2 separate regions of the Homo sapiens genome follow, and region 2 is linked to region 1. A link is an interaction called in ENCODE POLR2A ChIA-PET data of the cell type or tissue named here. Cell type or tissue: PC-9. All regions are shown on one strand. Links, peaks and the distances in the headings refer to the core of each region. The heading gives the core; the rest is flanking DNA. Region 1 holds the start of HEXIM2 (HEXIM P-TEFb complex subunit 2). Region 2 has its middle 9.4 kb from the start of CCDC43.

Region 1 (9,599 bases), core at 1,600-9,599:
AAAGAGGGACTCCACAGACTTAAACAACAAAACCCACAACCAAATACTCTACCTACTTAAGGGCTGGCTATATTTAGTCAAGCATTAGGTAATGCATCAGTTCTTCCCTTGATCACTTATACCCATAACAGCTAGCAACAAATATTCACAACAGTGTGGTGGAAAAGTTGGTTATAGTTAAAAAGTACTTGAACGTTAAGTACTTAAGTACACTTGAGTTTGTGGGGTTTCGAGGTTTGTTTTTTTGGGGGAAGTACTATTTCTCACATTTGCACAACATCACTGGAATAACAATTCCACTTTATTATTCTTTCTCAAGCAAAGTGTAAATGGTTGAGGCTAGAAATAAAAAGTTATTTTTTTAAAAAAAGAGAATGTTGCCAGGTACGGTGGCTCACGCCTGTAATCCCAGCACTTTGGGAGGCCGAGGCGGGCGCATCACAAGGTCAAGAGATCGAGACCATCCTGGCCAATATGGTAAAACTCCGTCTCTACTAAAAATACAGAAAAAAAATTAGCTAGGCATGGTGGTGCCCACCCGTAGTCCCAGCTACTTGGGAAGCTGAGGCAGGAGAATTGCTTGAACCCAGGAGGCAGAGGTTGCAGTGAGCCGAGACTGCGCCACTGCACTCCAGTCTGGTGACAGAGTGAGACTCTCAAAAACAAACAAACAAACAAAAAAAGCTACAAAAATTAGCCGGGTGTGGTGGTGGGCGCCTGTAATCCCAGATATTTGGGAGGCTGAGGCAGGGAGAACTGCTTGAAGCCGGGAGGCAGAGGTTGCGGCAAGCCGAGATCGTGCCACTGCACTCCAGCCTGGGCAACAGAGCTAGACTCCATCTCAAAAAGAAAAAAAAAAAAGAATGTCAAATTCAGGCCCTAAACACCATGGGAACTGCTGACCAAAGGATAAAAGTCATACTTTGCAACTGGAGCAAAATATATGGTCCAGGAGGCAAAATTTCAATCTTTGGCCAAATTTTTGCCAAAAAAGATCAAGAACAGGATGTTGGGGCCTAAACACAGGAGGGTAAAAAACTGATTAACTGGCCAGGCACCGTAGCTCACGCCTGCAATCCTAGCACACTGGGAGGCCGAGGTGGGCGGACCACCTGAGGTCAGGAGTTGGAGACCAGCCTGGCCAACATGGTAAAACCCTGTCTCTACTAAAAATACAAATACAGGCCGGGCACAGTGGCTCACTGACTGTAATCCCAGCACTTTGGGAGGCCAAGGTGGGAGGATCACCTGAGGTTGGGAGTTCAAGACCAGCCTGACCAACATGGAGAAACCCCATCTCTACTAAAAATACAAAACTAGCCGTGCATGGTGGCGCATGCCTATAGTCCCAGCTCCTTGGGAGGCTGAGGCAGGAGAATCGCTTGAACCCAGGAGGCAGAGGTTGTGGTGAGCCAAGATCACACCATCGCGCTCCAGCCTTGGCAACCAGGTGAAACTCCGTTCCAGAAAAAAATAAAATGCAAAAATTAGCCAGGCATGGTGGTGAGTGCCTGTAATCCTAGCTACGCGGGAGGCTGAGGCAGGAGAATCGCTTAAACCTGGGAGGTGGAGGTTGCAGTGGGCGAAATCGCGCCACTGCACTCCAGCCTGGGCGACAGAGCAAGATTCCATCTCAAAAGAAAAGGAAAAAAAATTGATTTAACTGTGGAAACCAAACAGAAGCAAGCATCTTCATCCCGAAGAGGGGGAATTACTGTAAAGAATCACTCCTTTTCTGCAATTATACAGGCAGCAGGAAAAAAAAACAAAAAAAAAACCTCCTACCTCTGTCAACGAATCCTACTCACACATAGTCACTGCTCCCTAGGATTTGGCCATCAGGCAAAATGAGTGTCCAGGACTTCACAGCCACAACCAGTGGGCACCCTGAGAGACTGATCCTCATTCAGCCTACTTGGATGGCTCTTTTGTGATGCTATGGACAACTAAGGCCACACTTTGGTAAGGCAGGCTTTCCAACTGCCCCAATGATCTTTGAAGCATTCCTTGTGAAGTTCTCATATAACAAAGTTACAAGGAGTAAGTGTTTACATAGCGACTTAAGACTAGTTACTCCTCTAGGTATTTATGAGGGAGACAGTGCTGATACCATTTTCAAATGAATATAGAGTTTGTAGAATTTGTCATAAAAGCATAATGCAACTCATCTGAGAGGGGAGAGCTGAAAAGGAAGTTGAAAGTCTGGTTGAACAGTAGATGAACAATAGACTAAGCAGCAAAATGACCAGTTTGGCCTCATTATCAGTATTTGGCCTCTGGCCAAGTCAACCAAGTTAAGGGCAGCACACACAGAAACAGAGCTCGGAGTTCCTAATTTTCAGTCCTACAGTCCTGTGTTTTCCTTAGATAACCAGGAGGCCACTAATAAGCTGGTTTTATTCCCATTTTTTCTTTTTTTTTTTTTGAGACAGAATCTTGCTCTGTCACCCAGGCTGGAGTGCAGTGGCACGATCTCGGCTCACTGCAACCTCCAGCCCCGGGGTTCAAGCAATTCTCCTGCCTCAGCTTCCCAAGTAGCTGTGACTACAGGTGCACACCACCACACTCAGCTAATTTTTGTATTTTTAGTAGAGATGGGGTTTCACCATGTCTGCCAGGACGGTCTCAATCTCTTGACCTCGTGATCTGCCCGCCTTGGCCTCCCAAAGTGCTGGGATTACAGGCGTGAGCCACTGTGCCCGGCCTATTCCCAATTTTTCTTAGCAAAGAATGGAAAAGCTTGTGGGTCAACCTTAAGGATAGTAAGTTTCATTTACAAATGAGTAACAAATTTCTGCTGCTGGTACAGTATTTGCCACTCAGTAGCATCCAAAAATTTCACTAGATTACTTCATAATGGAGGATGAATCCCAAGTGTCTAGGATCCTCCATTAAATTCTTGACAGAAGACCCACAAAGATCGTCTTTAAAAGCCTTTTCTGTTCCTATGACTATTTAAGTCCTACCAAGTTAGTTAGCTTTTTTAAACTCACATCTCTTGATCAGTGTAGAGCGAACATGTCATATGTAGGTAAAAAATCAAACCACAGTAGGCATCAAGTGTACTGAAGCTTCAGTTAGGAGTAAGTGGTTCCAGTTTTGGATTGAGGACCCTAGTCAATGATGATCCTATTTTGTAATCCAGTTGTAAAACATCTGGGGAGCAGAGGGAAAAAAGTTAATGCTATGGAGTTGTCACTCCAACTGAAGAAAAATTATTAATAGGAGGAGCAGAACTTCAGTTCTGGAAAACTTTTTTTTTTTTTTGAGACAGAGTCTTACTCTGTCACCCAGGCTGGAGTGCAACGGTGAGAGGCTCATGGCAAACTCTGCCTCCTGGGTTCAAGCGATTCTCCTGCCTCAGCCTCCCGAGTAGCTGGGATTACAGGCACGCAACTCCACACCCGGCTAATTTTGTATTTTTAGTAGAGAAGGGGCTTCACCATGTTGGCCAGGTTGGTCTCAAACTCCTGACCTCAGGTGATCCACCCGCCTCCACCTCCCAAAGGGCTGGGATTACAGGTGTGAGCCACCGCGCCAGGCCAAGTTCTGTTAAACTTTTAGTAAGGCTGAAGGCTTAGGCATGTTTTGACCATTTGTAACTGATAATAAGACTCATCACAAGGTACCCACAAAATTCACTGCCAGTCACTCTGCTACGTCAAAGCCTCTCCTACTTCAGCACCTACCTAGGCATAATTTTAACTGACATTTTAGCAATAAAACTTTTATTTGAAGATATCCTTGAGCCACAAATCTCTCTGGATTTAGATTTCAAGCAGTAGGAAGTAAGATGGTTTAACCTGCAATTCAATAAAAGAACTTCACATCAAACTTCAATCTTTAAGAAGCTGCTACAGCTATAATGTAAGGTTAAGAGTTTATTCTTTCAAAGCAGGTCTCCTCATCTCTTAAACGCTATACATATGAAGTAGATAAAAACTGGTTTCTTTTTTGGTAGCATTTAGGATCTACAAAAGTGATCCTTCAATTACTTGGAATTTCAAAAAATTGAGGTTACCTAGTAACAATGCACCAGTAGAACACAAAATACTCTGACTTTGTTTAGTCTGTGGGAAAAGAAAAATCTTTAAACTGGAAAGATTTTGTAGTCTTACAAAGATTACATTGGAATTGGAATTACTGTAGTTCGTTTTTCCCTCTAGGAGGGCAGCCATTTCTCTAAAAGTTGTGTAAAAGTTAAGACTAGGATTTCAAAATGCAAGCAGATGTTGATGAAGCATACGAAATGGGCAACTCCGTTTCTATTTCGGAGCCGCAGCGACTCCGACTTTGTGCCCCAACCCTGTAAAGGGCAAAACCTCATCCCTTCGGTGTAAACTTTCAAGAGAAGTGGGGCAGCACACTTTAGGCGTTTCACCAAGAGGCTGGCGACATGCTAGGTCAGGTTGTCCGGAGAATCGGGGCTGAATGGGAGAGATCTTGAGGGCAAGAGCCTCAGAGACCTTCAGGCACCGAGCTCGTGAAGGTTTCCAAGTGCCCCTCTCTAGCTGCTCCCAGGGGGAATTAGTGGTTGCTACAGTAGTTTAAGAGGGTCGTGGTTTTTCGCAACCCGGGCGGCGAGATGGCGCTTTGGTGTAAGCGAGGTAAGGTGGGTGCACTGGGATCTCCGCTCTCGGAGCCTCCAGCTGACTGCCACGCCGACTTGTGGCCAGACCTGCGACCTCCGCCCTCCCCCGCGGCGCCAGCCTCTGGAATCTGGCGTCGCCCCCACCTCTCCAGTCGAAGTGGGAGTCCCTCTGTGCGGGGCCTCGCCGCCATACCCAGGCCGAATGGGGGTGGGGAGGGAAGCTGGCAGAGCTCGGCCTCAGGATCCGCGCCCCTGTGGAAAGACCGCAGAGGGAAGCCGTTTCACCAGCCTCTCCCCTTCTGGGGTCTCGGGAAACACGCGGTAATTACCGAAGAACCCCGCACTCTGTGAGAGGCGAGGCTGCGGGGCTGCCGGGACGGTTTGAGGACCGGGCTCGGCCGAGGAGACTCCAACCTTCACCCTCCCTGGCCCCCGGTCCCACTTCCCGCCGTCTCCCGGCGCCGCCACTTCAGGTAGCCCACTCGGCCCGGCCTCTCCCCGCGCCCGGACCACCCCCCACGGGGTGCTCTCACTGCGCAGCGAGTCCCTCCGCTGCCTCCTCCCAGCCCAAAATGGCGGCGATGGCCGCCGAGCTTCTCGTCGCCTTCCTCAAAGGCCAAGGATCCCTCCGCGCCTGCTGCCCCGCCCACCTTAGCCGGATCTATTTTCTGCCCCGTAAAGATTAACGCCATCAATGAACTCTTTAATTGAGTTCGGAGAAGGCGGGTCCAGTTGTGCCTCCTCACAGCTAATCGTTGCCAAAAAAGCGAGAATATTGGCAGAAGGCTTGACCAATCAAAGAAGGCAGTGATGCGCGCGCGGTCTGCCCCCGCGCAAGGGTAGATGGGTTTTGGAGTCTCGGGTGTGGCTGTTGACGTTACAGGCCCTTGGATCGCTTTTCAGGCCAGAAGAACTACAATCCCCAGCAGGCACCGCGCGTCCAGGCTCTCTCTTCCCCCCCATCTTAGTGGCCTGAGCGGCTTGACCAGAGCTGCTGCAACTGCAGCAAGAGGTAGGGCTCAGGCGTTGGGAATTGCACCGACAGGCAGTCGCACAGAAAGGCACACAGATGTAGTGGTGTGCATAGCCCTTGACAGCGAATAGGTCAGTTCCACCTTTGCAAAACCTCTTTCCATGACTGTCTCCCTTCTTCCAAGAAATCCATCCTTATCCTAGTTGGGTTTCCCTCCCAGCTGCATGTAGTGCAAAGACCTCTTTCCCCTTTTCTCCTGTTTCCCTTTCTGAGAGGAAGGAGGGAGGCAGGCCAGGACCTTAGAGGAAAAGTCCTCAGCACTAGGCTGGCCCAGGTCCCAGCTGTGCTTCTGGCCTTTGGAGCCCAGCTTGGGGAGAAGGTTGGGGGTGCAGGGCTGCATCAAGATTGGGGCCACTGGAGACAGTGGGGAAGGACTCGTGAGCTTGCTCCATGTTCTCCCGTGGCAGCAGCAGCCCCGCTGCACTCCCAGCCTCCCCAGGCAGTCCTCCTTTGCCCCTTTGGTGGTTGGGGAAACAAAACTTACACCTGGCTTCCTGGCTGCCAACCTGGGCCTCGGTGACTTCCAGGAGGACAGTACAGGACATGAGTCCTGGTGAGGGACCCGAGGAGCAGGACAGAGAAGACGGCCCCTGAATCCCATTTGGCCCCTTGCTGGCTGGAGGTGTGAAAACCAGCGGTGGAGGCAGCCTTCGGGGCCTGCATTTGAGAATAAGGGTATGAAGGGCTGGGGTACAAAATGGCTGCCACTGCCTGGGCAAACAATTCTGGGCAGCCAGAGTATTCCTGACGTTCCTTCAGGATTTAGGTTTCTGTTGTTGTTCAAAGCAGGTGTCACTAGTTCCAGGCGTCTGCTGAAAGATTTGGAACAGAAGATGATGGCCACTCCGAACCAGACCGCCTGTAATGCAGAGTCACCAGTGGCCCTGGAGGAGGCCAAGGTAAGTCCCTGCCCTCCTGCCCACCCAAGCACCACGAGCACGGGTCCCACAGCTGAGATCCAAACTTCTTGTCCCAGATGTGTTGGTAGATTTGGAAAACCAGTATTTTGACGAATCAGTACTATGCACTAGGCAATAGGCCGGAATCCCAGTCTATGCTAGCTGATGAAATCTTAGTAACTGGCCGGGTGCGGTGGCTCACACCTGTAATCCCAGCACTTTGGGAGGCCTAGGTGGGTGGATCACCTGAGGTCAGGAGTTCGAGACCAGCCTGACCAACATGGCAAAACCCTGGCTGTACTGAAAATGCAAAATTAGCCTGGCATAGTGGTGGCGCATGCCTGTGATCCCAGCTACTTGGGAGGTTGAGGCAGGAGAATCGCTTGAACCCAGGGGTCGGAGGTTGCAGTGAGCCAAGATCTCGCAATTGCACTCCAGCCTGGGCGTCAGAGCGAGACTCCGTCTCAAAAAAAAAAAAAAAAAAAAAAAATCCTAGTAACCCTTTCAGGTAGGAATTATTTCCAATTCCCAGAAGCTAAGGTTCTGAGACCTGAAATACCTGTTCCAGAATCATGCTATCTACAAGCAACAGACCCAGGGTTTAAACTTAGGGCCTTCTGACAACAGAACATTGCCTTGACCTCAAGTCCAAAGAGGGCATGGAGGGACTGGGTTGAATGTTTACATTTTGTCCAGGCTAAGAACCAAGTCTGAAGCAGGAAGAAGAGTTTTTGGTTCATAATTTGGAATGGACCCAGGCAGGCAATTCACTTGAGACCAGAAGTTCAAGACCAGCCTGGCCAACATGGTGAAACCTCATCTCTACTAAAAATACAAAAATTAGCTGGGCATGGTGGCACATGCCTGTAATACCAGCTACTCAGGAGGCTGATGCACCAGAATCACTTGAACCCAGGATGCAGAGGTTGCAGTGAGCTGAGATCACACCACTGCACTTTAGCCTGGGCGACAGAGTGACACTCCATCTCAAAAAAGAAACAAAAACAAAAACAGGCCAGGCGCAGTGGCTCACGCCTGTAATCCTAGCACTTTTGGAGGCTGAGGTGGGTGGATCACCTGAGGTCAAGAGTTCAAGACCAGCCTGGCCAACATGGTGAAACTCTGTCTCTACTAAAAATACAAAAATTAGATGGGCGTAATGACAGGCGGCTGTAATCCCAGCGACTCAGGAGGCTGAAGCAGGAGAATCACTTGAACCCATGAGGCAGAAGTTGCAGTGAGCTGAGATTGTGCCATTGCACTCCAGCTTGGGCAACAAGAACAAAACTCTCTCAAAAAAAAAAAAATGCTGGAAGCCGGGTGCAGTGGCTCACGCCTGTAATCCCAGCACTTTGGGAGGCCGAGGTGGGCGGATCACCTGAGGTCACGAGTTCGAGACCAGCCTGACCAACATGGAGAAACCCCATCTCTACTAAAAATACAAAATTAGCCAGGCGTGGTGGCACATTTCTATAATCCCAGCTAGTTGGGAGGCTGAGGCAGGAGAATCGCTTGAAACTGGGAGGCGGAGTTTGCAGTGAACTGAGATCACGCCCCTGCACTCCAGCCTGGGCAACAGAGCGAGACTCCGTCTCAAAAAAAAACCAAAAAAACAAAAAAACCTGAAATTAGCCCGGCGTGGTGGTGCATGCCTGTAATCCCAGCTGCTTGGGAGGCTGAGGCATGATAATCACTTGAACCCAGGAGGCAGAGGTTGCACTGAGCTGAGATCATGCCACTGCACTCCAGCCTGGGTGACAAAGTCAGACTTTCTCAAAAATAATAATAATTTGTAATGGAGGTGGGGGTAGGATATAACCCACGAAAGAGGAGAGAGAAAGATCATATCAGGCCCTCAGAGGATGGCACTTCCCAACCTGGCAACAGGAACCCATGCTTGTTCGGCCCATGTTCTCTCAGTACCTGCCCTTACCCATTCTTCCTTAGTCCACGACTCCCTATAGATGAGCAGGGGGCTTAGGACAGAGGTCAGAGAGCTTCTGACCCACCCTGCCTAGCCCATTCCGTGTTTTCTGGATTGACTGAATTCGGAATTCATGACATGTCAGGGCTACAATGTTCAGCCAGGTCACACAGCTTATCTACAGTAGTGGTCATGGTGGTAGAGGGCCAAGTCTTCAGGAGGGAGGCAGCAGGTAGGGCTAGGGGGCTGGGCTCGCTTGGGTGAGGGTGGAGGATCAATAGGGCACTTCTACTGAGGGCTGGGAGCATGTGACTGATTGTGCACACCAACAAGCCACCATGCCTTGGCATCCCAGTGGCCTTGCCTGTCCCAGCTGGGGCAACAGCTCTGTCTTATTTGGCCCAAGCCACTGGTGGAGACAAGGGCTATTGCTTTTATTTCGTGATCTCCCTGCAGGTGAAGTAACACAACAAACTCCACATACGTACACACCCCACACACATACACACCCTGACATACCTCCTTTTCCCTGAAATTCTCTTCGGGGTCTGCAAAACACACATGACATATGCCTGGCTCTTAAGGGCCGCGCATACACCACATTCCTCAGTACACACCCTGTGTGCATGGACCACGCTCACATGTCTCTGAACTGCGTTGCATATTATTCAACAACATACCAGTGGTAGTGGTTATTATTAGAAATTGCCCAAACCACAAACTTAGAGCAATTCATTTCCCATCTCCCACACCCAGTACTCCCACCCTTCCCACAACAGAGATAAACAGATGCCCTGAACATACACTCTCTTGACAGCCTTTATACCTCTTAGATAAGTTCTGGAACTCTCTCACTGCAGACTGGAGGCTGACCCTCCCTCTCTTTGGAGAGGATCTCTTTCCTGCCATTCATATTGGAGAGTGATACCACCTACCAACTTCTGCCTGGAATAAATATGTTCCATCATTTTATTTTATTTTATTTTTTAATTTAATTTAATTTAATTTAATTATTTTATTTTATTTTTTGAGCCAGAGTCTTACTCTGTTGCCCAGGCTGGAGTGCAGTGGCGTGATCTCGCCTCACTGCAACCTCCGCCTCCCAGGTTCAAGCGATTCTCCTACCTCAGCCTCCCAAGTAGCTGGGATTAC
Region 2 (10,800 bases), core at 1,204-9,203, 460 kb before region 1:
TTTAAACTGGGCGTGGTTTAAACTGGGCGTGGTTGGCTGGGCGCGGTGGCTCACGCCTGTAATCCCCGCACTTAGGGAGGCCAAGGTGGGTGGATCACTGAGGTCAGGAGTTCAAGACCAGTCTAGCCAACATGGCAAAACCCTGTCTCTACTAAAAATATAAAAATTAGCCAGGTGTGGTAATGCATGCCTATAGTCCCAGCTACTTGGCCACTTGAGAAGCTGAGGCAGGAGATTCACTCGAATTCGGGACACGGAGGTTGCAGTGAGTTGAGATAATGCCACTGCATTCCAGCCTGGGCAACAGAGTGAGACTCTGTCTCAAAAAAAGAAAAAAATTTTGATTTAATATTTTGTATAATGGCCAGGCACACTGGCTTACACCTGTAATCCCAGTACTTTGGGAGGCTGACAAGGGAGGATTGCTTGAGGCCAGGAGTTCGAGACTAACCTGGTCAACATAATGAGACCCCAGCTCTACAAAAAAAAAAAGTGGTGGTGCATGTCTTTTGTCCTACCTACTCAGGAGGTTGAGGCAAGAGGATCACTTGAGCCCAGGAGCTCAAATTTACATGAGCTATGATGATGCCACTGCATTCTAGCCTGAACAACAGAACAAAACTCTGTCTTTAAAAAATAAAACTGTGCATTTGTGTAGAATCACATTTTTCTAAGGATATTCATTGTAGTGAAGCTTTTTGTAGTAAAAGAATAGTCTACATTTTATGTATATGAGACTGGTTCAAAAACTCTGGTAGCCACACAAAGAAGTATTGCACAGCTGTAAAAAAAAAAAAAAAAATGAACAAAGAGGCCGGGCGCGGTGGCTGGTGCCTGTAGTCCCAGCACTTTGGGAGGCCAAAGCAGGTGGATCACCTGAGGTCAAGAGTTCGAGACCAGCCTGGCCAACTAAAAATACAAAAATTAGCTGGGCATGGTGGTAAGCACCTGTAATCCCAGCTACTCGGGAGGCTGAGGCAGGAGAATCGCTTGAATCCAGGAGGCAGAGGTTGCAGTGAGAGGAGATCATGCCATTGCTCTCCAGCCTGGGCTACAGAGCAAGACTCCGTCTCGAAAAAAAAAAAAAAAAAAGAACAAAGAAGCTCTTTATGCACTGACATGTATCAAAGTTCGAGATACATTGTTTAAAAAGTACAGATCAACAATATGTAATGCTTGCCACCATCACTATTTAAAAAGAAGTTAGGGTAGGGGAATACATGTACATATGTGTCCTTGTATGTGCATAGGCTATCTCTGGAAAGATACACCAGGGATATGTGAGAATGGTTGTCCACTGAGGAGGAGAACTGAAGGAGACTGGTTTTGAACTGTTATATTTATTTACTTTGTATCTTTTTGTAAAAGAAAGCAAATTTGAAGCCCTTTCTCCAACCTCATTTTCTCCCCTCTCTCCCCAGATGTAACCACTATTCCTGAATTTGGTGTTTATTTTCTTCTTGAATGTTTTTAAACATAGTACACATTGCTACATATATAATACATATTACAACATATGGATGTATCCATAATATATCACATTGGTGTGCATGCTGTACTTTTCATTCTGCAATGTGCTTTTTCACTCAAGGTTGTTTAAAATATTTACCCATGTTGGGCCGGGCGCAGTCGCTCATGCCTGTAATCCCAGCACTTTGGGAGGCCTAGGCGGGTGGATCAGCTGAGGTCAAGAGTTTGAGACAAGCCTCACCAACATGGTGAAACCCCATCTCTACTAAAGCTACAAAAATTAACTGGGCGTGGTCACGCACGCCTGTAATCCCAGCTACTTAGGAGGCTGAGGCAGGAGAATAGCTTGAACCTGGGAGGCGGAGGTTGCAGTGAGCCAAGACTGCGCCACTGCACTCCAGCCTAGGTGACAGAGCAAGACCCTGTCTCAAAAAATATATACGTGTATATGGCCGGGCACGGTGGCTCATGCCTGTAATCCCAGCACTTTGGGAGGCCAAGGCGGGCGGATCACCTGAGGTCAGGGGTTCGGGACAAGCCTGACCAACATGGAGAAACCCCATCTCTACTAAAAATGCAAAATTAGCCAGGTTTGGTGGCACATGCCTGTAATCCCAGCTACTTGGGAGGCTGAGACAGGAGAATCGCTTGAACCCGGGAGGCGGAGGTTGCGGTTAGCCGAGATCGCGCCATTGCACTCCAGCCTGGGCAACAAAAGCGAAACCCCATCTCAAAAAAAAAAAGAAAAAAATATATATAATATATATGTATCTATATATATTTTATATATATCTTTACCCATGTTGATATATGTAGCTCTTATCCATCCATTTAAATCACTGCATAGTATTCCGTTGCTTTAATATGCTCCAGCTGATCCATTCCTCTGCCGATGGATGGTGAGGTTAGTTCCTAGTTTTCCAGTCAGTGCACCAGTTCACATTCTTAGGTGGTCCCCTTGCCCACCATGGGAAAGTTCCTCTAGATCAGTGAGCATCAGACATTTTTGCCACATACTCTTAGCAGTAAAAATATTCTCAGCATGTACACCTAATGCACTAATATGTAGTTATTTATGAATTATTTGTGTGAACTGCTATATCAAATTAGTATGTCCATCATAAAACATACAAAAAGAGAACTACAAAAAGGAGAAAATCGTTAAAAAATGAAGTAGGCCGGGCGTGATGGCTCACACCTGTAATCCCAACACTTTGAGAGGCCGAGGTGGGTGGATCACTTGAGGTCAGGGGTTCAAGACCAGCCTGGCCAACATGGTGAAACCGGGTCTGTACTAAAAATACAAAAATTAGCCGAGCAATGGTGGTGGGCATCTGTAATCCCAGCTACTCGGGAGTCTGAGGCAAAAGAATCGCTTGAACCCGGGGAGCGGAGGTTGCAGTGAGCCAAGATTGAACCACTGCACTCCAGGCCTAGGCGACAGAGCAAGACTCCGTCTGAAAAAAAAAAAAAAAGAAAGAAGTACATAATATAAATATTTATTATTTGTAGTATACCAAAAGTCCTTAGTAAAAATAATGTAGTTGAAGATGTTTCATTACCACCCCCACTTCTTTATTTATTTTTATTTTTAATTGTGGTAAAATATGTAATTTGGCATTTTAATCTTTTTTTTTTTTTTTTTTTTTGGTAGAGACAGGATTTCACCATGTTGACCAGGCTGATCTCGATCTCCTGGCCTCAAGCAATCCGTCCACCTCAGCCCCCCAAAGTGCTGGGATTACAGGCATAAGAGATTGCACCCGGACCCATCTTTTTTTTTTTTTTTTTTTTTTGAGACGGAGTCTTACTCTGTCGCCCAGGCTGGAGTGCAGTGGCGTGATCTCGGCTCACTGCAAGCTCCGCCTCCCAGGTTCACGCCATTCTCCTGCCTCAGCCTCCGGAGTAACTGGGACTACAGGCGCCCGCCACCGCGCCCGGCTAATTTTTTTTTTTGTATTTTTAGTAGAGACGGGGTTTCATCGTGTTAGCCAGGATGGTCTCGATCTCCTGACCTCATGATCCGCCCGCCTCGGCCTCCCAAAGTGCTGGGATTACAGGCGTGAGCCACCGCGCCCAGCCAACCCGGACCCATCTTAACATCCAACTATATACCAATTTATCCACCTCGGACCCCCAAACTGCTGGGATTACAGGCATAAGGGACTGCACCCGGCCCCATCTTAACCCTTTTTAAGTTTACCGTTTAGTAGTGTTAAGTATTCATTACCTTTTTTTTGAGACGGAGTTTTGCTCTTGTTGCCCATCCTGGAGTGCAATAGCGTGACCTTGGCTCACTGCAAACTCTGCCTCCCGGGTTCAAGCGATTCTCCTGCCTCAGCCTCCTGAGTAGCTGGGATTACAGGCATGCACCACTACGCCAGGCTAATTTTGTATTTTTAGTAGAGACGGGGTTTCTCCATGTTTGTCAGGCTGCTCTTGAACTCCTGATCTCAGGTGATCCGACTGCCTCAGCTTCCCAAAGTGCTGGGATGACAGGCGTGAGCCACCACACCCAGCTGTATTCATTACTTTAAAACTTTTGGTTTAACAATGTGTATTACAGCTATTTAAGTTCTATTCATTTCAATTCTTGGTTTTCATGACTGTCTTGACTGCAGTCTTGACCCCTATGATGGACTCTTAGGGGTTTATTATAGTACTCTATCTACTTTCATGAATATTTTTTATGCTCCATTTCTCTAAAATCTGCATCATTGTGCTTAACAAAACCAGTCATTTTAAAATCCCATCTACCAAGGCTTTTATTGAAATTGGACTCATTTCTATCTTCCCTGATTTTTTTTTTTTTAATTTTTGTGAGTACCAAGTAGGTATATATATTTCTGGGATACATGAGATGTTTTGCTACGGAATCTTCCCTGATGTTTATCAGTTGTTTTTTCCAAACTAATCAGAAGGCATTGTATTTTTTTCTTTTTTTTTTTTTGAGATGGAGTTTCACTCTTGTTGCCCAGGCTGGAGTGCAATGGCACAATCTCAGCTCACTGTAACCTCCACCTCCTGGGTTCAAGCGATTCTCCTGCCTCAGCCTCCCAAGTAGCTGGGATTACAGGCATGTGCCACCACGCCTGGCTAATTTTGTATTTTTAATAAAGACGAGGTTTCTCCATGTTGGTCAGGCTGGTCTCAAACTCCTGACCTCAGGTGATCCGCCCACCTCGGCCTCCCAAAGTGCTGGAATTACAGGCGGGAGCCATCATGCCTGGCCTGTTTTCTTTTCTTTTGAGAAAGGGTCTTGCCCTGTCACCCAGGCTGGAGTGCAGTGGCAGGATCATAGATCACTGCAGCATTGAACTCCTGGGCTCAAGACATCCTCCCACCTCAGCCTTCTGAGTAGCCAGGACTATATGTGCATGCCACCATGCCCGGCTAGTTTTCTTTTCTTTTTTTTCCTGAGACAGAGTCTCACTCTGTCACCCAGGCTGGAGTGCAGTGGCGTGATCTTGGCTCACTGCACCCTCCCAGGTTCAAGTGATTCTCCCTGCCTCAGCTTCTCAGGTAGCTGAGATTACAGGTGCCTACCACCACGCCCAGCTGATTTTTTTTTTTTTTTTGAGATGGAGTCTTGCTCTTGTTGCCCAGGCTGGAGTGCAGTGGCACAATCTTGGCTCATTGCAACCTCTACCTCCTGGATTCAAGCAATTCTCCTGCCTCAGCCTCCCAAGTAGCTGGGATTAAAGATGCATGCCACCACGTTGGGCTAATTTTTGTGTTTTTAGTAGAAACAGGGTTTCACCATGTTGGCCAGGCTGGTCTGGAACTCCTGACCTCATGATCTGCCCACCTCAGCCTCCCAAAGTGTTAGGATTAGAGGCGTGAGCCACCACGCCCGGCCTGATTTTGTATTTTTAGTAGAGATGGGGTTTCACCATGTTGGCCAGGCTGGTCTTGAACTCCTGACCTCAGGTGATCCGCCCACTTCGGCCTCCCAGAGTACTGGGATTACGGGCGTGAGCCACTGTGCCCAGCCTGCCAGCTAGTTTTTTTAGATTTTTTTTTTTTTTTTTAAGAGAGACAGAATCTCCCTGTGTTTCCCAGGCTGGTCTCGAACTCCTGGCCTCAGGAGATCCTCCCACTTTGGACTCCCAAAATGCTGGGATTACAGGTATGAGCCACCACACCCAGCATTGTTTTTTCTTCTTTTTTAGATGGAGTCTCGCTCTGTCACCCAGGTTGGAGTGCAGTGGTGCAATTTTGGCTCACTGCAACCTCTGCCTCCCAGCTTCAAGCGATTCTCCTGCCTCAGCCTCCCGAATAGCTGGGACTACAGGCGCGTGCCACCACACCCGGCTAAGTTTTTGTATTTTTAGTAGAGATGGCGTTTCACCATGTTGGCCAGGATGGTCTCGATCTTCTGACCTCATGATCCGCCCATCTTGGCCTCCCAAAGTCCTAGGATTACAGGCATGACCCACCGCACCCAGCCACCTTTTTAAAAAATATATATACAGAGATAGGGTCTCACTCTTTCACCCAAGCTGGAATGCAGTGGCACAATCACAGCTCACAGCAGCCCAAAGTCCTGGGCTCAAGGGATCCTCCCATCTTAGCCTCCCAAGTAGGTAGGAATACAGGCGCCCACCACCGGATCTAGCCAATTTTTTTTTTTTTTTTTTTTGAGACAGGGTCTCACTCTGCTGCCCAGACTGGAGTGCAGTGGGGCAATCTCAGCTCAGTGCAGCATCAACCTCCTGGGCTCAAGCAATCCTCCCACCTCAGCCCATTTTTTTTTTAAGTATTTTATAGTGACAGAGTGTCACTGTGTTGTTGCCCAGGCTGGTCTCAAACTGCTGGCCTCAAGTGATCCACCTGCCTCAGCCTCCCAAAGTGCTGGGATTGCGGGTATGAGCCACCTTTTCCTGCCCAAAACCCATTGAGACAGTTGCTTGGAAGATTTTTAAATGGTTTAGCAAATTCTGTTTTATAGATTTTTTTTTCTTTTTATGGAGACAGAGACCCACTCTGTAGCCCAGGCTGGAGTACAGTGACACAATCTCAGCTTACTGCCAAGTGATTCTTGTGCCTCAGCCTTCTGAGTAGTTGGGATTACAGGCAAGCACCACCGCCCCCAGCTAATTATTGTATTTTTAGTAGAGATGGGGTTTCGCCATGTTGGCCAGGCTGGTCTTGAACTCCTGGCCTCAAATGATCCACCAGCTTTGGCCTCCAGAAGTGCTGGGATTACAGGTGTGAGTCACCGCGCCCAGCCTAGATTTTTAAATGTGAGAATCAGATGTTTTGTTTTATTTATTTATTTATTTATTTATTTATTTATTTATTTAGACAGAGTCTCACTCTATCACCCAGGCTGGAGTGCAGTGGCACGATCTCGGCTCATTGCAAGCTCCACCTCCCAGGTGCACACCATTCTCCTGCCTCAGCCTCCCGGGTAGCTGGGACTACAGGCGCCCGCCACCATGCCCGGCTAACTTTTTGTATTTTTAGTAGAGACAGGGTTTCACCGTGTTAGCCAGGATGGTCTCGATCTCCTGAGCTCGTGATCCACCCACCTCGGCTCCCCAAAGTGCTGGGATTATAGGCATGAGCCGCCGCACCCGGCCCGTTTTGTTTTATTTTTAAAGATGGTTCACATACCTTTATTAGAAACAAAGTCATTAAAGATCAAAACATTTCCAAACATGTGTCTTCAAAATATGCTCTTTATGGCATGAGCTTCTCTTGATTAGTGGTGATTTTTTTCACCCCTTGGCCAGCTGACTCCTTCTCAACACTGGATTCTCACCGAACCATAAGAGTTTGTACCTGTAATACTCATTTGTGTGTGAAGCACTAGGATTATTTGTAACTGTAATCTTGCTCATTCACAAGAATATGGTTAAGCCCCTTGTCCACTTTGGAGAGTTAGGAAAAATTATATCTAGATAGCATAATCTGTAAATCCACTTATCTGGACATACGTAAACTGTATAGAGACTAGGTGTGGTCTCTCACCTGTGATCCCAACACTGGGAGGCCAAGGCAGGAGGATCGATTGAGGCCAGGAGTTCAAGACCAGCCTGGGCAACACAGCAAAACTATTAGTAAATAAATAAAATAATGATAATAATAAAAACTGTGTAGAACACTGAAAAGCAAACATGGCGCAGGACACTGAAAGAAAACACACAACCCCTCCAAATACGAAGCTCCTGACCCCTTACCCAGTTACCTCACCTGTCTTACATAACCCAAGATGTCTAACAGATGCCCAGTGTCAATCCACTTACTAAATATTAATAAAGCTTACTTGTTTTTCTTCTTTTAGATAATATAATACACTTAAATTATAATGTGTTTTTTCAGCACCTCTATGATCAATTTTTTTTTTTTTTTTTTAGATGGAGTCTTGCTCTGTCACCCAGGCTGGAGTGCAGTGGTGCAATCTCGGCTCACTGCAACCTCTGCCTCCCGGATTCAAGCGATTCTCCTGCCTCAGCCTCCTGAGTAGTTGGGATGACAGGCGCCCACCACCATGCCCGGCTAATTTTTGCATTTTCAGTTGAGACAGGGTTTCGCCATGTTGGTCAGGCTGGTCTCGAACTGCTGACCTCAGGTGATCTGCCCACCTCAACCTCCCAAAGTGCTGGGATTACAGGCGTAAGCCACTGCACGCAGCTCTTTTTTTTTTTTTTTTTTTTTTTTTTTGAGACAGAGTCTCACTTTCTTATCCACGCTGAAGTGCAGTGGTATAATCATCCCTCATTGCAGCCTCCACCTCCTGGGCTCAACTGATCCTCCCACCTCAGGCTCCTGAGTAGCTAGGACCACAGGCATGCACCACCACACCCAGCTAATTTTTTTTTTTAATTTTTAGTAGAGATGAAGTGTCACTATGTTGCTCAGACTGGTCTCAAACTCCTGGGCTGAAGCGATTCACCTGCCTCAGCCTCCCAAAGTGCTGAGATTAAAGGTGTGAGTCCCCATGCCTGACCTTTGTAATCATCTTGTACCTGAGGCACACCTTTCTTTTTTGGCCGGGGCGGGGGGGTGGGGGGCGGAGAGTCTTGCTCTGTCACCCAGGCTGGAGTGCAGTGGGGCCATCTCAGCTCACTGCCACTTCTGCCTCCTTGGTTCAAACAATTCTGCTGCCTCAGTATCCCAAGTACCTGGGATTACAGGCACACACCACCATGCCTGGCTAATTTTTATATTTTTTAAGTAGAGATGGGGTTTCATCCTGTTGGCCAGGCTGGTCTTGAACTCCTGACCCCAAGTGATCCGCCCACCTTGGCCTCCCAAAGTGCTGAGATTACAGGCATGAGCCACCATGCCTGGCCAAGGCACACCTTTCTTTGGAGACCACCGGCCCAGGATAAACCTAGAAGAGTGTTAGACTGAAGGGCAGGTACCTTATTGGGTACTAAATTGCTCTCCCAAGGTTTGCCCCAGTTTTATACCCCACCCTTTTCTTTGCATTTTTACTAGAATTTGGTTTTAATACACATTAATTTTTGCAGATCAAAAGTTATGAAGTGGCATTTAATTATTGTTAAATTGGTATTTTCCTAATTATTAGTGAGTCGTAGCATGCTTTATGTTTATCAGCCCTTAAAATGTCTCATGTTTGTATTGCCCGTATTTTTCTTTTGTGTTATTTGTCTTTTCCACATTGATTTTTAAGAATCTACTTTTTCTTTTCCATTTCATTAATTTCTATCCTTTGCTATTTCTGACTGTCTACAGCCTTTGGGCTCACTGTTTTGTTCATTTTTCTGACTTCTCAAGTTGAACACTTAGCTAATTCATTTTCAATTATTCTTATTTTCTCTTTCTTACTTCCTTATTTTCTTTTTCTTTCTTTCTTTTTTTTTTTTTTTCTTTTTAAGCAACAGAGTCTTGCTGTGTTGCCCAGGCTGGTCTCGAACTCCTGGTCTCAAACAGTCTGCCTGCCTCGGCCTCCCAAAGTGCTGGGGTTACAGGCATAAGCTACCACTCCTGGCCTAAATTTAACTTTTAGATTTGGGGGTACATGTGCAAGTTTGTCACAAGGGTATATTGTGCAATGCTGCAATTTGGGCTTGTCGGTGGGGGGTGGGCAGGGTGGGCTGGGGCAGAGTCTCCCTCTGTTGCCCAGACTGGACTGCAGTGGGGCAATCACAGCTCACTGCAGCCTTGACCTCCTGGGCTCAAGCGACCCTCTCACCTCAGCCTCTCCAATAGCTGGGACCACAGGTGCATACCTAATGCTCAGCTAATTTTTTATTTTATTTATTGTAGAGAAAGGTTCTCCCTATGTTGCCCAGGCTGGTCTCAAACCCCTGGGCTCAAGTGATCCTCGGGCCTTGGTGTCCCAAGTGTTGGGATTACAGGCATCAGCCACCACACCTGGCCTGGGCTTCGAGTGATCCCATCACCCAGATAGTGAACATATTACCCACCTTCCTCTCTCCAGCCTTCCCTCCTTTTGGAGTCCCCAGTGTCTATTGTTCTCATCTTTATGTCCATGTGTATCCAGGGTTTAGATCCCACTTAAAAGTGAGAACATGCAATATTTGGTTTTCTGTTTCTGTGCTAATTTGCTTAGGAGAATGGCCTCCAGCTACACTCACATTGCTACAAAAGACATGATGTTTTTTTTTTTTTTGAGATTGAGTTTTGCTCTTGCTGCCCAGGCTGGAGTGCAATGGCAAGATCTCAGCTCACCGCAACCTCTGACTTCCAGGTTCAAGCTATTCTCCTGCCTCACCCTCCCGAGTAGATGGGATTACAGGCATGCGCCACCACACCCGGCTAATTTTGTATTTTTAGTAGAGATGGGGTTTCTCCATGTTGGTCAGGCTGGTCTCGAACTTCCAACCTCAAGTGATCCGCCCACTTCGGCCTCCCAAAGTACTGGGATTACAGGCGTGAGCCACTGCCCCCAGCAATTTCATTATTTTTTATGGCTGTATAGTATCCCATGGTGTATATGTACCACATTTACTTTATCCAATCCACCATTCACGGGGTACCTAGGTTGTTTCTATGTCTTTGCTACTGTGAATAGTGTGGTAATAAACATAGTGCAGGTGTCCTTTTGGTAGAATGGTTTATTTTCCTTTGGGTATATACCAAGTAATGGGATTGCTGGGTCACATGATAGTTCTATTTTTAGTTCTTTGAGAAATCACACTGCTTTCCACAGGGGCTGAACTAATTTACATTCTCACCAACAGTATATAAGCATTACCTTTTCTCCATAGACTGGCCAACATTTATTATCTTTTGGCTTTTTAATAGTAGCCATTCTGACTGGTATGAGATGGTATCTCATTGTGGTTTTAATTTACATTTCTCTGATGATCAATGATATTAAGCATTTTTTCA

The links. Peaks named below come from ENCODE experiments on the same cell type or tissue, not always from the same donor. Only the 100,000 strongest peaks of a DNase experiment are listed, where the experiment ranks them.
Region 2: POLR2A ChIA-PET joins it to region 1 with 14 read pairs; 5 of 35 experiments call an interaction of 5 or more read pairs at or near these places.

What each region holds. Positions count from the first base shown.
Region 1 is chr17:45,156,337-45,165,935 of GRCh38, forward strand. It overlaps HEXIM2 (HEXIM P-TEFb complex subunit 2), which reads left to right and starts at 5,539. Exons shown (of 4, transcript NM_001303441.2): 1 at 5,539-5,695; 2 at 6,152-6,299; 3 at 6,414-6,523. The coding sequence starts at 6,458. It overlaps HEXIM2-AS1 (HEXIM2 antisense RNA 1), which reads right to left and starts at 5,202. Exons shown (of 3, transcript NR_186789.1): 1 at 5,125-5,202; 2 at 2,994-3,156. RefSeq lists enhancers at 4,174-4,789, 4,790-5,405, 5,059-5,288, 5,406-6,021, 5,439-5,638 and 1 more. In PC-9, for the core only: CTCF peaks have their summits at 4,711, 4,912 and 5,111; DNase peaks (open chromatin) are centred at 2,065, 4,685 and 5,375; H3K4me3 peaks cover 4,074 bases; H3K27ac peaks cover 4,281 bases.
Region 2 is chr17:44,693,736-44,704,535 of GRCh38, forward strand. No RefSeq gene overlaps it. Among named protein-coding and RNA genes, the nearest start is that of CCDC43, 9.4 kb to the left of the region's middle. In PC-9, for the core only: no CTCF peak of the experiment used is centred there; no DNase peak of the experiment used is centred there.